4 separate regions of the Homo sapiens genome follow, and all the other regions are linked to region 1. A link is a contact called in ENCODE Hi-C or POLR2A ChIA-PET data. All regions are on one chromosome and are shown on one strand. Each heading gives the region's core, a stretch centred on a gene start or an enhancer-like site at or near the end of the contact. The rest is flanking DNA. Distances are from core to core; before and after follow the strand shown.

Region 1 (3,409 bases), core at 571-3,070:
TCCCGCCGGATGCGTTCGTTTAGGTTTCGCACACACTCGGCCGCCACGTCCCCTTTCGGAGGTTGCAGCACCTTCCCGCGCCACAGGACCTGCGGGAGGGCGGGGCCAACCGGGCCGTGGGAGGCGGGGCTTCGGAGGGAGGTGCTCGGGCGGAAGGCGGGGGACTGGGAGGGAGGTGCCCGGGCGGGAGGCGGGGTCTTGGAGGGAGGTGCCCAGACGGAAGGCGGGGTCTCGGAGGGAGGTGTCTGGGCGGGAGGCGGGGCCTCGGAGGGAGGTGCCCGGGCAGGAGGTGACCAGAGCTGGAGACAGAACCAAAGCGGAGGAAAGCCTGGGTACCGGGGCCGGAGCCCCGGAGGGGGTGTAGCCTACGTGACTGGACTGGGTGGGGCTTTGGGGTATAAGAGGAGTCAAGGGAAAAGATGGGGACCCGGCCCGACAGGGTGCTTTCTCCTCCCCCGCAGTGGATCCCTTACTCTGAGGACGGCGAGGATGCCTCCGGGTCGCAGCAGCTGCAGGCAGCGCTCGTAGTAGGCGGAGCAGTTCTCCTTGTCCGCATCCACCACGGCCACGTCGAAGGTGCCGGCCTCGCCCGCCGCCAGCAGCTCGTCTTGCGGGGGGAGGGAGGGCAGGTGCGGCTGAGTCCGCGGCCCCGGCGGCCCTGAGGCCCCTCCCAGGCCGGCCCGGGCTCTGTGACAACCGGCCCTGCCCTTAACCTGCCCGGCAGGCCCAGTCACAGCTCGGCCACACAGCAGCCTCGTTTGCAATGAATGGCTTCAAAGCCCTTCCCGCTTCGGTGCTCACCCAGGGTCTCCAAGGCGGGCTTCAGCCGGAGGTCGATCTTGTGCTCCGCCTCGGCCTGCGGAGGGAGCGGGTCAGCCGTTGCGCCCCCGCCTGGGGCTGCAGAGCTAGGCGCGGGCGCTCACCTGCCTCCACAGGGGCCGTCCCAGCTCCGGGGGCTGCGCGTCCACCTCGCAGGTCACCACGCGCCCGTCCGCGGGCAGCGCCAGGGCCAGGGCCAGGGCGGAGTAGCCCGTGAAGGTGCCTGGGACCAGGACACAGACGGGCTCAGCCCAGAGTGGGGGTCGGCCCGGAAACCTCGGCCCTCCGGGATCCCGGCCGCGTGCCCCTACCCAGGTCCAGCGCCTTCTTGGCCTGGATGAGCCGCGCCAGGTTGGCCAAGAGCTGGGCCTGCTCGCAGGTCATCATAGAATCCCCCTGCGGCTGCTCCAGGGTCAGCTGCGTGAAAGGAGAGGGTGGCACCAGCCATGCAGGTCACCCACCTTCGCCCTGGGGGTCCCAAGCCCCAGGGGCGCGGTTCTGGGCGTGGCCTGGGGGACTGGCCCTTCGGAACGCCCACCGCACCCGGCCCAGGGAAGCCGGAAGCCCAGGGAGGGCCAGGGCCCAGCCCAAGGTCACACAGCCACGTGGGACCCGCAGGGGTCGAGAGGGACGCCCGTTTCCGTCCCGCGCCCTGCTGACCAGCCTCAGGCTTCGCAGCGCCGGGTGCTCCCGCATGGAGCGGCTCAGAAGATACTGCCACAGGCGGCTGTCCTCGGGGGGAAGCAGGCACTGCTCTCGCCGGCCTCGCCATGGGGGGCACCGCCTCCCTGACGGGGAGAGGGTGTTGGATTAACCTGAGCCACGCCGCGCCCTACTCTGCGCCCGCCCACCCGCCCGCCGGGACCAGGTCCTGCTCACCCAGGAAGAGGCCAGTGGCGAAGGCGGCGCCCAGTGCGGCTGAGCCCAGGGCCAGCGCGGCGGGCACGGAGAGCCGGGGCACCGGCTGGGTCATGGCGCGGGCAGGAGGCGGCGGGAGGCAGTGACAGGTCACGTGAGCTGGAGCTCCTGGGACAGGTCTCGGACTCGCGGGCCCGCCGGGCTCCACCTTGTCGGGGCACTACCCGCGGAGCCGCGGTCTCGGGCATCATCTGGCGGCCACACAGCCTTACTGCAAGCCCCGCCCGAGAGAGCCGGGCGCGATCTGGTGGCCGCGCCGGGAACTGCGCCCCTGCGGGGAGCAGGCCAAGCGCCTAGATCTGAATTTTCCCGCCTGTGCCCGCAGTCCAGGTGCCTGCCTCCATTCCCCTCCTGCCAATGCTTTTTTCTCCTCGCCACCATTTATTCTGAGGCCCCTTGGGGGCATATGTGAATTGTGTATGGAGGGCGCCAGTGTAAGTTACAAGATAGTCACAAGTACAAGAGATAGAGATTAAAGGGGGAAGGCCTCCTGGACAAGATGCCCCAAAGCATCAGGCTGAAGGAGTGAGGGAACTGGTTTGAGGGCATGCAGCCTCGAATTGGGGTTCAGGAGCCCTGGGGTGGGCCTGTGGAACTGAGACCATATTCTTAGCTGTTAAAATCCTGCTTTTGGGGGCCAGATGGATACGAGTGTCTAATCTTGGTCCTGCCAGTCTCTCTGAGCCTCAGTTTCCTTCCTGTAAAATGAGGCCTACAATCTTACCATAAAAGGCACCAGATCCCACAGCTTCGCACACAGTAGCACAATACATAAGTGGCAGCTGCTGTTATGTTGGTAGGTTGGAATGAAGACATCTTGGGGAGAAAGCCGGTGAAGCTCCCTTGCAAGGTTGTTCTGTTGAAACACTGTCCAGAGAACACTGATTGAACCCCTACCATGCGCCAAACTCCGGAGGAGGTGAAAGACGCTGACGCTGTCCTTTTTTTTTTTTTTTTTGAGACTGAGTCTCGCTCTGTCACCCAGGCTGGAGTGCAGTGGCACAATCTGGTCTCACTGCAACCTCCACCTCCTGATTCAAGCGATTCTCCTGCCTCAGACTCTGGAGTAGCTGGGACTACAGGCACGCACCCCTACACCCAACTAATTTTTGTATTTTTTGTAGAGACGGGTTTTGCTATTTTGGCCAGGCTGGTGTCAGACTCCTGGCCTCAAGTGATCTGTTTGCCTCGTCCTTCCAAAGTGCTGGGATTACAGGCCTGAGCCATTGTGCCTGGCGTTGGTGTTCTTTTTTTTTTTTTTGGCAAGGTCTCTGGCAAGGCTGAAGTGCAGTGGCAAGATTACTGCTTATTGCAGCATCGAGCTCCCAGGCTCAGCAATCCTCTTGCCTCAGCCTCCCAAGTAGCTGGGACCACAGGCGGTCACCACTGTGCCCAGCTAATTTAAAAAAAAAAATTTTTTTTTTAAAGAGAAGGGGTCTTACTATGTTGTCCAGGCTGGTCTCGAACTCCTGGCTTTAAGTGATCCTCCTGCCTCAGCCTCCCAAAGTGCTGGGATTACAGGTGTGAGCCCCCGTGCCTGGCCTCTGGTTGGTATTCTTAGTGAAGCTGGTTTCAGAGATGCAGGTCACACACAGCTGGCGGGTGGCCTAAGCTTCACGACTTCTGCCTCTGTGAAATGGCGTTATGAATAGTCCCAACCTCCTAGGGGACC
Region 2 (3,409 bases), core at 551-3,050, 1.4 Mb before region 1:
TCATAGCCTACTGCAGCTTCAAACTCCTGGGCTCAAGTGATCCTCCCACCTCAGCCTCCCATGTAGCTGGGACTACAGCTTTGCACCACCACACCCTACTAATTTTTAATTTTTTTTAGAGATGGGGGTCTTGTTACGTTGCCCAGGCTGGTCTTGAACTCCTGGGGTCAGACAGACAATCCTCCGGCCTCAGCCTCCTGAGTCTGTTCTTTTTCTTAAATCGACTGCTTCTGTAAGCTTTATTGTCACTATCCCCACTCAGCCTCCTTGTAAGGCTGGCAATCCCTCTCTACCACCCACCCCCAAACACACATCTCAGGGGTGATAAGGCAGAGCTGAGGTCCTTCAGAATTGACAGAGATGATTTAAAAACAGTTCAGGACAGGCGTGGTGCCTCACGCCTGTAATTCCAGCACTGTGAAAGGCCGAAGCGGGTGATCACTTGAGGTCAGGAGTTCGAGACCAGCCTGGCCAACATGGTGAAGCCCCGTCTCTACTAAAAATACAAAAATTAGATGGGCATGGTGGTGGGCGCCTGTAGTCCCAGCTACTCAGGAGGCTGAGGCAGGAGAATCACTTGAACGTGGGAGGCGGAAATTGCAGTGAGCTGAGATTGTGCCACTGTACTCCAGCCTGGGTGACAGAGCTAGACTCCAGCTCAAAAAAAAATAAAAATAAAAATAAAAATAAAACAGTTCAGCTTTGGCCTAGGTAAAACGACACGAGAAGACAGCTGGGGGAGAGGATCAAAATGGTGACGGGAAGGGGTGAATGCTAAGAATGTGATGCAACTTTAGAGAAAACATTGTAGTGAGGAGGTCACTGACGGGAAGTTGATACTCAGGGTGTATCATCCCGTATTTGAGAAATTACAACTTGCCAGCCATTCTTCTAAGAGCTTCACATATATTTAATCTTCACACCAGCCCTAAGAGGTAGGGAAAAGGTACATGCTCCATTATCCCCATTTCACATATGAGTAACTCAGAGAAGCTTAGAACCTTGCCCAGGATCACACAGCTCAGTTGGTGGGAGGGCTGGGATTCGACGTCAGGCCTGTCAAGCTCCAGAGCCGCGTTCTTAGCCGCTGCATTTTAGCTTCATACCTGGAAGAAGCAGCAAGGTTTAGGGAAGGGGCGCCGGGAGCGCCGCAGGCCGGGCCAGTGAACACTGAGGGCCAGCAGGGCTGGGCGGGGTGGGTGTGTGCGGGAGATCTCTGAGGACGGCGAAGCCAGACGGGGGCCGGGGCCGGGCCCGGGCTTGGGGAGGCCGGGACGGCCGGAGCAGCGGCGCGGAGGCTGCGGGCGCCGAGGGGGCCCGGGGCTGGCGGGTGGAGGGGCCCCGCCGAGAGGAGACGGGGGCACAGGTGGATGCGAAGAGCGCACCGGATGTGGGACACCAAAGGGGAAGGGGCCACAGGCGCGCGGCGGCGACTCCGGGGTGACATCGAGACAGCCTCTGGGCTGGGAGAGCCCTGCGGGAAGAAGGGAGCCCGCCCGGTCCGGAGGGGAGCGAGGCGGTTCTGAGGGAGGCCGGCGGAAAGGACCCGGGGCGCGGCGCACGCTGGGCCGCCCGGGACGACCCTGCGGGTGGTGATGGTGGCAACATCCAAGGGAGTCTGTTGGGGGGGCCTGAGCGCGACCGTGGGCGGGGGGGTCTCCTCAGGGGCGGCTCACCCGGAGGACTGGGCGGCGTCCCCGCTGTCCCCGGGCTCCGCCGCGTCCCGGGGCTGCCCGGCTTCCCTGCTTTCGGGGCCACGGGCCGCGTCGCGGCTGCTCCGCCATCTCCGAGCGAACGCTCTGCCGCAGCCTGGCCCAACCACCGCTCCCACCGGGGGAGGCGGCGCGCCGCCGCTGGTGGCACCCGCTCGGATCCACCGGCTCCGGCCCTAGCAGCCGCGCGACCTGGGTTCCGGGAAATCAAGCGGCCCTCCGCAGTGCCGGGCCGAGCCGCGGCCTCCGAGACGGCGGGCTCCGCGCCCCGCCCGCGGAAGCGCACCCCCTCCTCTCCGCGCGATGGCACTGCCGGCCGAGCGTCGGGGACCACGACTTCGGAGCAGGGGCGGGCTCAGGCCTGGGCTCATCCACTCAGCCCCGCGGAGGGGGAGCCGGGCCGGCCCACTCGGGGGAGGGGAGGAGTAAGAGGCGGAGCGGCCTAACCGGAGGCGGGACCAGGGGCGGGGCGAGGCCCTCAGCCGGCTCCCAGGGCACTCACCCTCCCTCCCCGCCCCGCGTCGCCTGCGCAGCACCGAGCGCTGTTTGGAGGCTGTTTATGAGAAGTTTTTTTTTTTTTTTTTTTTTTTTTTTTTTTTTTTTGAGACGGAGTCTCACTCTGTCGCCTGGGCTGGAGTGCAGTGGCGCGACCTCGGCTCACTGCAACCTCCCCCTCCCAGGTTCAAGCGATTCTCCTGCCTCAGCCTTCCGAGCAGCTGGGATTACAGGCGCCCGCCACTATGCCCAGCTAAATTTTTTGTATTTTTTAGTAGAGACGGGGTTTCACCATATTAGCCAGGCTGGTCTCGAACTCCTGACCTCGTGATTCGCCCGCGTCGGCCTCCCAAAGTACTGGGATTACAGGCATGAGGAAGTTTTATTCTCAAAAGTACCCAAAGGGAGTAGGAGGAGGTACTCTCTCCAACCTGGTAAGCCAGGCTGCTAAAATCTACGCCTCTGGCCGTAAACCTCCAACAGCAGTAACACAATGGACTGTTTAAAGGTTATTTTATTAAATATTTTCAGTTCAAGGTTTCATTGTAACAAAGCTATGAAGGGTCTACCAACATTCAGAACAAACACTATTTTTAAATTATTTCTATGTTGTCATGCAAAAATTCTGCATCAAATGCCTTCCGTTTCTTGTTTAAAAGGTGATTTTTTAATAGTCTATTGTCTATAGATGCTGACATTAGCCCCAGAAGAGGAGTAAGAATGCTAAGAAGTGGGGCTGGAGCAGCCATATGAAGCTATGGGTCTCAATGAATTCTAAGACCATTTGTCTTCAAGCCAGCAAAACGAAACCCTGTGGTGAAGGGATTTGCGTGCTGGCACTGCAGACTGCAGGGCAGGAAAGGGCTAGGGCCCAGGGGCTGGGACATGCATGAGGTGCTCGGAGGAGCCTGGCTAAATCCAAGCACCAGCACCTGTGAGTCTGCTCTCTTCTCAGCTGGCTCCCAAGTAAACCTGTAGCTTTGCCTCTTCTCCCAGCTCTCGTGCCTCCTGAAGGTAGTCCAGGGAACTGGAATCTACCCACCTTTCCCCCAAAAGTGGAGATGTTTGTGCAGATAAATCTGCAGCGTTGTTTTGAGGGAAACCAAGGCCATGACCAATTGCTCCTCCATTATCTTCTTTGCTATCTGCTTAGGGTATAGATCTCTTCCTCCTGGAATGGAACTCCTTGAGCACAGAGAGGG
Region 3 (3,409 bases), core at 279-2,778, 1.3 Mb before region 1:
GATGTCTCATGCCTCCCTAAAATGTATAAAACCAAGCTGTGCCCCTACCACCTTGGGCACATGTTCTCAGGGTCTCCTGAGGGCTGTATCACAAGCTATGGTCACCCATATTTGGCTCAGAATAAATCTCTTCAAATATTTTACACAGTTTGACTCTTTTCGTCAACTCTCTCTCTCTCTCTGCGTGTGTGTGTGTGTGTGTGTGTGTGTGTGTGTGCCACCACACCCGGCCAACATTTTTAAAAATAATAATAAATAAAAAAAATAATAAAATAATAAAACGGGGCCAGGCGCGGTGGCTCACGCCTGTAATCCCAGCAATTTGGGAGGCGGACGCAGGAAGATCGCTTAAGCCCAGGAGTTCGAGACCAGCCTAGGCAACAAAGTGAGACTTTCTCTCTACAAAAAATACAAAATACAGCTTTGGGCATTTTTTCTTTTTTTGAGATAGGGCCTGGCTTTGTCACCCAGGCTGGAGTGCAGTGGGTCATCACCACTCACTGCAGCCTGGACCTACTGGGCTGAAGTGATCCTCCCACCTCAGCCTCCCAAGTAGCTGAGACTACAGGCATGCGCCACCATGCCCAGCTAATTTTTGTATTTTTTGTGGAGATGGTGTCTCATTTTGTTGCCCAGGTTGGTCTCGAACCCCCGAACTCAAGTGATCCTCCTGCCTCAGCCTCCCCAAGTGCTGAGATTATAGGCGTGAGCCACCATGCCTGGCTTTCTTTTACTCATTTATTTATTTATTTGGGTGTGGGGGTCACAGCTTTGACTTGCTAAGTATACACATTTGAGATATACCACACTTTCAGTAACTTTGTTTTGGCATTAAAAATCTGTATCTATCTATATCTAGAGCTTTGAAAGGGAAGTAATAAACATTTTTTTTTTTTTTGAGACAGAGTCTTGCTCTGTCGCCCAGGCTGGAGTGCAGTGGCTAGATCTGGGCTCACTGCAAGCTCCGCCTTCTGGGTTCACGCCATTCTCCTGCCTCAGCCTCCCGAGTAGCTGGAACTACAGGTGCTCGCCACCACGCCCGGCTAATTTTCTTTGTATTTTTTAGTAGATACGAGGTTTCACCATGTTAGCCAGGATGGTCTCGATCTTCTGACCTCGTGATCCGCCCGCCTCGGCCTCCCAAAGTGCTGGGATTACAGGCGTGAGCCACTGCGCCCGGCCAACATTTTTTAAAATAATAAAACGGGGCCAGGTGCGGTGGCTCACGCCTGTAATCCCAGCACTTTGGGAGGCCGACGCGGGAAGATTGCTTGAGCCCAGGAGTTTGAGACCAGCCTGGGCAACAAAGTGAGACTTTGTCTCTACAAAAAATACAAAATAAAAATAAAACGGAAGGAGTCTGGCTCAGTCTTCACCTCTGAGAAGGGTAAGGAGAGCTCCAAACCGGAGCCTGAGAGCGCCTGTCCCCACTGGGCACTTGGACTGAGCGTCAAGAACCGAGGGCGGCCCGTGGGAGTCTTCCTTCCGCGGCCCGGGCGCGGTTCTGGCTTCATCTGCATCGCTCTGGCGGCCCCTGCTGGGCTGGCGGTGAAAGGCGACCCGGGATGGGGCGGTGCCCCGAGCTCTGGCTGGAGTAGGAGACACTGCGTGGGGGTGGCCTGGTGGGCAGCACGAAGACGTTGGGCTCAAGGGGACTCAAAGAAGACAAGCTCTGTTTACCGCACGGTTGTTTATTGCCACGCTGTGGGCTAAGGGATTGTTCTGAAAGTGCTGCTGAGGAAGGGGGCAAGTCCAGGTCTGAGGGCAAGACTGCTGAGCCCAGGGAGGGAAATGTCCGATTGCTGGGTGGGAATTCATGACCCTATTTCTTCTCTTCTCCTTCCCGGCTCCACGTGGTGACCATAAAGGGCCTGGCCTCTCTGAGCAGGGCAGCCATCCTCCTCCGTGCAGCTGGTTGGGGTCATGAACTCTGATTCAGAAAGAGGGAGCAGGATTTCTTGCTAAGACCTCCTGGCCGAAGTCAAATTCTCTGACCTGCTTTTACTGAAAAGCCTTGTTCTGAGGGCATACAGGAGCCTCAATCAACCATTTAATAAAAATGCTTCCTCACCGTCCTCATGGTCTTTATCCCTCTGGGGTGGAAGGTAGGATTCAGGGCCCCAAACCTTTCCCTGAGCATACTGGTTACCCAGTGGGTCCTAGTGAGTATTTGAGATAAAAATAGCTTATGGGAGCCTGTGGCTTAGTGCAGCTGCCATGGCTAGTGCCTTGACCAAAGGTGGTATCAGGTGATTTGGAAAATAGAGCCTTTTGGGTCTGGCAAAGGCTCACTTCAAATAGACAGAGGTTTTAGTCACTGTGAGTCAAGCAGTTTATGCCACCACAGCTTGCTGGCGCCCCTTCACCCATTCTCATCCAATGTATTGCAAATGGAAACTTTAAACTGGAAAAAGCAGCTTTTTATATATGACCACTTTTTTTTAAATTCTTTTTTGAGACAGGGTCTTCCTCTGTCACCCAGTCTGGAGTGCCGTGGTACCATCTCGGCTCACTTCAACCTCCGCCTCCTGGGCACAGGTGATCCTCCCACCTCAGCCTCCCGAGTAGCTGGGATTACAGGTGTGTGCCACCACGCCTGGCTAATATTTGCTACTTTTAGCAGAGGTGGAGTTTCACCATGTTGCCCAGGCTGGTCCTGAACTCCTGGGCTCAAGTGATTTACCCACCTCAGCCTCCCAAAGTGCTGGGATTATAGGTGTGAGCCACCACTCCCAGCCATAGCCACTTCTTTATATATGGTTCTTCATATTTGTGTGTGAAGTTTTGAGTCCTTAGGTCGCTAGTGGTAGCAGCCTTCCCAGATTCTGTCATCTTTCTCTTGTTTTGTACATGACCCAGAGCCTATTAATAGGGAACCGTGGCCAAGCTAAGCCCTTAGGCTCACGAAGCAGGTTCAGAGGTCCCTGAGTCCTACCCTCCTCCACTCTCAGGCCCGGCATTGGCCTGACAGGTTGACTGCCCAGACCCTTGCCATGGCTGTGGATTCAGCCACCAGAGGGTGGTCAGTTTTACTGGTGGACAATAAAGGGGAATATCCGATTTGTAGTAATTGAAAAAGCCCATTTTCAGAGCAGTCTATGTCTGGGAATCAGGTTTGCTTTGACTCGGGGAGAAACTAGATTGTTTTGAAAAATGAATTTTAGGACCGGGCGCAGTGGCTCACGCCTGTAATCCTAGCACTTTGGGAGGCTGAGGTAGGTGGTTCACGAGGTCAGGTGTTCAAGACCAGCCTGACCAACATGGTGAAACCCCATCTCTACTAAAAATACAAAAATTAGGCGGGTGTGGTGGTGCGCGCCTGTAATCCCAGGTACTTGGGAGGCTGAGGCAGGAGAATCACTTGAACCCGGGAGTCAGAGGTTGCAGTGAGCCGAGATCGCACCACTGC
Region 4 (3,409 bases), core at 242-2,741, 1.2 Mb before region 1:
AACAGCTGTGGTGGTTGTGGTAGGACTAGACAAAAATTTTCATTTGATGTGAGAATCTTTTGCTTGGAGGCATTACTGAAAGTGTTTACCTCAGAATGGGAAAGCTTGGGCAAAAGCGAATTTGAAGTAAGTAAGACGTTTGGAAGATGTCTTTTTTTTTTTTTTTTTTTTTTTGAGACAGAGTCTTGCTCTGTCGCCCAGGATGGAGTGTAGTGGCGCGATCTCCGCTCACTGCAAGCTCCGCCTCCCGGGTTCACGCCATTGTCCTGCCTCAGCCTCATGAGTAACTGGGACTACAGGCGCCCGCCACCACGCCTGGCTATTTTTTTTGTATTTTTAGTAGATACGGGGTTTCACCGTGTTAGACAGGATGGCCTAGATCTCCTGACCTCGTGATCCGCCCGCCTCAGCCTCCCAAAGTGCTGGGATTACAGGCGTGAGCCATCGCGCCCGGCCTGGAAGATGTCTTATACAAAGCGTGAGGGAACTGGATAATTTGGTCTTACCTATCAAAATATAAAATGCATATACTTTTGCGTTTTTCTCTTTCCTGGTAGGCATTTGCGCTAGATAAATACACAGATGCACAGCACAGGGGTAAGTACAATTCATGCAGAATTGTTTTTTAATAGTGAAAACCAGGACCCAACCCAAGTCCATGAGTAGGAAATTGGTTCTGTAAATAGTTTTATTTCATGCAATGGAATATCATGCAGTCATTAAGAAGAATGAGGTAGACCTCTACCAGCAGTGAAAGATAAGGGCATTTTAATCAAGGGCAATCATACCTAGTTCCAGGAAAATGTTTATTAATCTCATTTAGTTAGAAAATATATATGTAGAAGTGAATCTATAGACAAGTCTAGAAGGCTACACACCCAGCTGTTAAACAGAATGTCTTTGAGGAGGGCAGGGGGCGGAGTCTGCGTTTACGTGAATGGGACGCTGCTGTTTCTCAGTGCACCTCTGCTGTTTGAATCTTTTACTAAAAACCTTCCCATGCATTGCTGGGAGGGAATGGAAGGAGTATTTTGAGGGTTTCGTGTGAAGGGAAAAGTTGAGGAGGGGACGTGGGAGACCCCTTGGTCTCATCAAACTCTAGCGCCGCTTGAGGTGAGGAGACCCCGCCCCGCTGAGGTGATTCTGCAGAGGGGCGGAGCCCCCCAGATCCGAGGCGGGAGGCGGCCCGGGGGCGGGACCAGCCGGCTCCAGCGGCCCGCTCCGCTCCCACCATGCCCTTATAAGGAGCGCCCGGCGTTAGGGCTCGGGAATCCGGTAGCAATCCCGGCGGCTCAGCCCCAATCCCAGGCCCCTCCCTTAGGAATGGGGGAGGGGCGGGGTTTGGCGGCGCGGTGGCTGGGGCGGAGCATCTCGAAAAGGGACCAGTAGGAGTGGCGGCCCAGGTCTGAGCTGCGCTGCCATTGGGCGCGGCGACGAGAGGGGGCGGGGAGCCCGTGAGGCTGGTTACGCCGAGGGAAGCCCCGACTCCGTAGTCGCTGCACAGTCTGTCTCTTCGCCGGTTCCCGGCCCCGTGGATCCTACTTCTCTGTCGCCCGCGGTTCGCCGCCCCGCTCGCCGCCGCGATGCCAGTGTTTCATACGCGCACGATCGAGAGCATCCTGGAGCCGGTGGCACAGCAGATCTCCCACCTGGTGATAATGCACGAGGAGGGCGAGGTGGACGGCAAAGCCATTCCTGACCTCACCGCGCCCGTGGCCGCCGTGCAGGCGGCCGTCAGCAACCTCGTCCGGGTGAGCGCGCAGGGCCTGGCGCGGGAGCGGGCGCGGGAGGTATCCCCGGGGCCCCGGCCCGCGTCGCGGCTGCCTGTGGCCGGCTCGCTGGCCGTGGCTTTCCGCGTGGGTTCCGGAGCCAGGCGCCGAGGGTTCGAATGGCCTCTTCTCCGCCCTGTGACCTTGAGCGAGTCCTGAGCCTCTCCGGGCCTCAGTGTCCTCATCTATAAAATGGGAGCAGTCATGAAAAAGGCTGCCTTGCGGGCTTGTCGTGAAGATATGGCGAGGTATTATTCGTGGAGTGCCTCGCGCGGCGTGTGGCCCACAGCAGACACCCAATAAATGAGAGTTGCTGGGATGTCCGAGGGTCCCTGCCCCGCGCAGGCTTCGCCCCCACGTTGACTTCCTCGCTCTCAGCGCCTTTTAGGCCTCCTCGATCTGGCTGTGCGGGGGAGGGAGAGCGGGCCTTCCCACGGATCCCTTGCCTTCTCTTCTAGGGATCCTTATTTGAGCCACGTTGTCCTCCTTTCTAATACTTCTGCCCCTCACCCTGAGACCCGCCTCGCCCACCCCCGCTCCCCAGAGCTCCCTGTATTCCGCCCTTTTATTCACTTGCCTCACTCTCTGTCGCCTCCTCCTCCCTCCTGGGCATTTTACTTATGCTCACTCCTCTGGCACTCTCACACCTTTATGCAGTCATTCGTGACCACAAGCCCGGTTTTTCCTTCCGCTCAGCCCTGCTGCCCTTCCTTTCATTCCCTCCTGTGGACATTTTCACCTGGCGTTACCTGCTGTCAAACGGCCTCCTCCCACTGGGGCCTTTCTAGACTCGGGGGCCCTCCTTGGCCCCTCCTCCTGGCAGGAAGCAAGATGGAGCTGTTGGGAGAGGCCTGTGGAATCTGGGATCTGCCGCCCCTGCCGGAGAGAAGGCTGGGGCATCCGCTCCCCATCCACAACTTTCCTGGTGGCTCTGCAGACCCCTGTAACCCACAGCTGTGACTCATAACCGAGGTGATTCCTGGAGGAGGTGGAGCCCACGTCTGAAATGGGAAAAAAGAGGTGCTGAGACCAGTCTCCCAAGACTCCCCTGGCTAATGTCACACTTTTCTTTCCCACCCTGGGTGGGTGACTCAGACTGGTCCTGCTTGTGAGGAACAATTTTGGAAAAAGTTCATACTGCTCCCCCACTGAGCTGTGTAAATAGTGTGTGTCAGGGCAGTTGGGCGGCAACTGTGGGTCTGTCTGGGTGGGGCTTGGGTTACTTTTCTGATTTGAGCACTTTAGTGCACTTAGAGGCTCTTTAGCAGCTGAAAGTCTTCCTCAGTCTTCAGGGGTCCCTGGACTGTCTCAAGCAATTTAGGAGACTGGTAGCTAGGAAGACAGGGTGACACCACCGACCAAATTCCTGATCTTTCTTCTCTATAGCTTTAGTAAGAATCTATTCATTCAGTAAGAATGCTGTATTCATTCACAATGTCTACTTGTACATTGTTCTTCTTTTTATAACTAATTTGAACAGAACACTCCAGAGTACATTCTTATGTAGTGTTGTCTAACATGGCTGCATTCCAGGCCTCCATTTTTCAACAAATAGGAAACAATGTAAAGAGACAAGGTAATAGTGTCTCTCCATGTAGTACTTCAGGAAATGAAATCTTAAAACCACATGTTGCACTTGG

The links. Hi-C counts contacts between places; a loop is a spot of excess contacts on that map. ChIA-PET counts read pairs that join two places held with the same protein, here RNA polymerase II (POLR2A). Pooled maps may share reads with other maps.
Region 2: a loop to region 1 is called in a pooled map, with 35 times the contacts of the local background. The contact joins the promoter of NDST2 here to the promoter of COMTD1 in region 1. A Hi-C loop is called at or near these places in 1 of 37 single-sample maps with no recorded cell type and 9 of 50 pooled maps. POLR2A ChIA-PET finds 5 or more read pairs at or near these places in 1 of 52 experiments (AG04450).
Region 3: a loop to region 1 is called in a pooled map, with 5 times the contacts of the local background. The contact joins the enhancer-like site here to the promoter of COMTD1 in region 1. A Hi-C loop is called at or near these places in 2 of 37 single-sample maps with no recorded cell type and 4 of 50 pooled maps. POLR2A ChIA-PET finds 5 or more read pairs at or near these places in 1 of 52 experiments (naive thymus-derived CD4-positive, alpha-beta T cell).
Region 4: a map of naive thymus-derived CD4-positive, alpha-beta T cell shows a loop between it and region 1 (6-fold over the local background). The contact joins the promoter of VCL here to the promoter of COMTD1 in region 1. A Hi-C loop is called at or near these places in 2 of 168 maps with a recorded cell type or tissue (both naive thymus-derived CD4-positive, alpha-beta T cell), 2 of 37 single-sample maps with no recorded cell type and 14 of 50 pooled maps. POLR2A ChIA-PET finds 5 or more read pairs at or near these places in 1 of 52 experiments (activated CD4-positive, alpha-beta T cell).

What each region holds. Positions count from the first base shown.
Region 1 is chr10:75,234,137-75,237,545 of GRCh38, forward strand. It overlaps COMTD1 (catechol-O-methyltransferase domain containing 1), which reads right to left and starts at 1,821. Exons shown (of 7, transcript NM_144589.4): 1 at 1,699-1,821; 2 at 1,480-1,607; 3 at 1,131-1,236; 4 at 924-1,042; 5 at 802-856; 6 at 474-607; 7 at 1-89. The coding sequence starts at 1,792. RefSeq lists silencers at 550-779, 940-1,229, 1,360-1,439, 1,600-1,739, 1,775-2,069 and 1 more.
Region 2 is chr10:73,809,798-73,813,206 of GRCh38, forward strand. It overlaps NDST2 (N-deacetylase and N-sulfotransferase 2), which reads right to left and starts at 1,801. Exons shown (of 15, transcript NM_003635.4): 1 at 1,677-1,801; 2 at 1,002-1,106. CAMK2G (calcium/calmodulin dependent protein kinase II gamma) reads right to left here. Exons shown (of 23, transcript NM_001367534.1): 23 at 2,704-3,409. NDST2-ZSWIM8-AS1 (NDST2-ZSWIM8-AS1 readthrough) reads right to left here and starts at 2,023. Exons shown (of 18, transcript NR_182658.1): 1 at 1,677-2,023; 2 at 1,002-1,106. RefSeq lists silencers at 1,236-1,305, 1,606-2,315.
Region 3 is chr10:73,939,247-73,942,655 of GRCh38, forward strand. No RefSeq gene overlaps it. Among named protein-coding and RNA genes, the nearest start is that of C10orf55, 18 kb to the left of the region's middle. RefSeq lists an enhancer at 1,459-1,618. Within about 2 kb of position 1,529, at least 22 of the 41 ENCODE cell types and tissues checked have a DNase peak (open chromatin) inside an H3K27ac peak, as active enhancers do.
Region 4 is chr10:73,996,625-74,000,033 of GRCh38, forward strand. VCL (vinculin) reads left to right here and starts at 1,492. Exons shown (of 22, transcript NM_014000.3): 1 at 1,492-1,751. The coding sequence starts at 1,584. RefSeq lists silencers at 1,101-1,460, 1,791-1,840 and enhancers at 1,521-1,720, 1,793-2,444.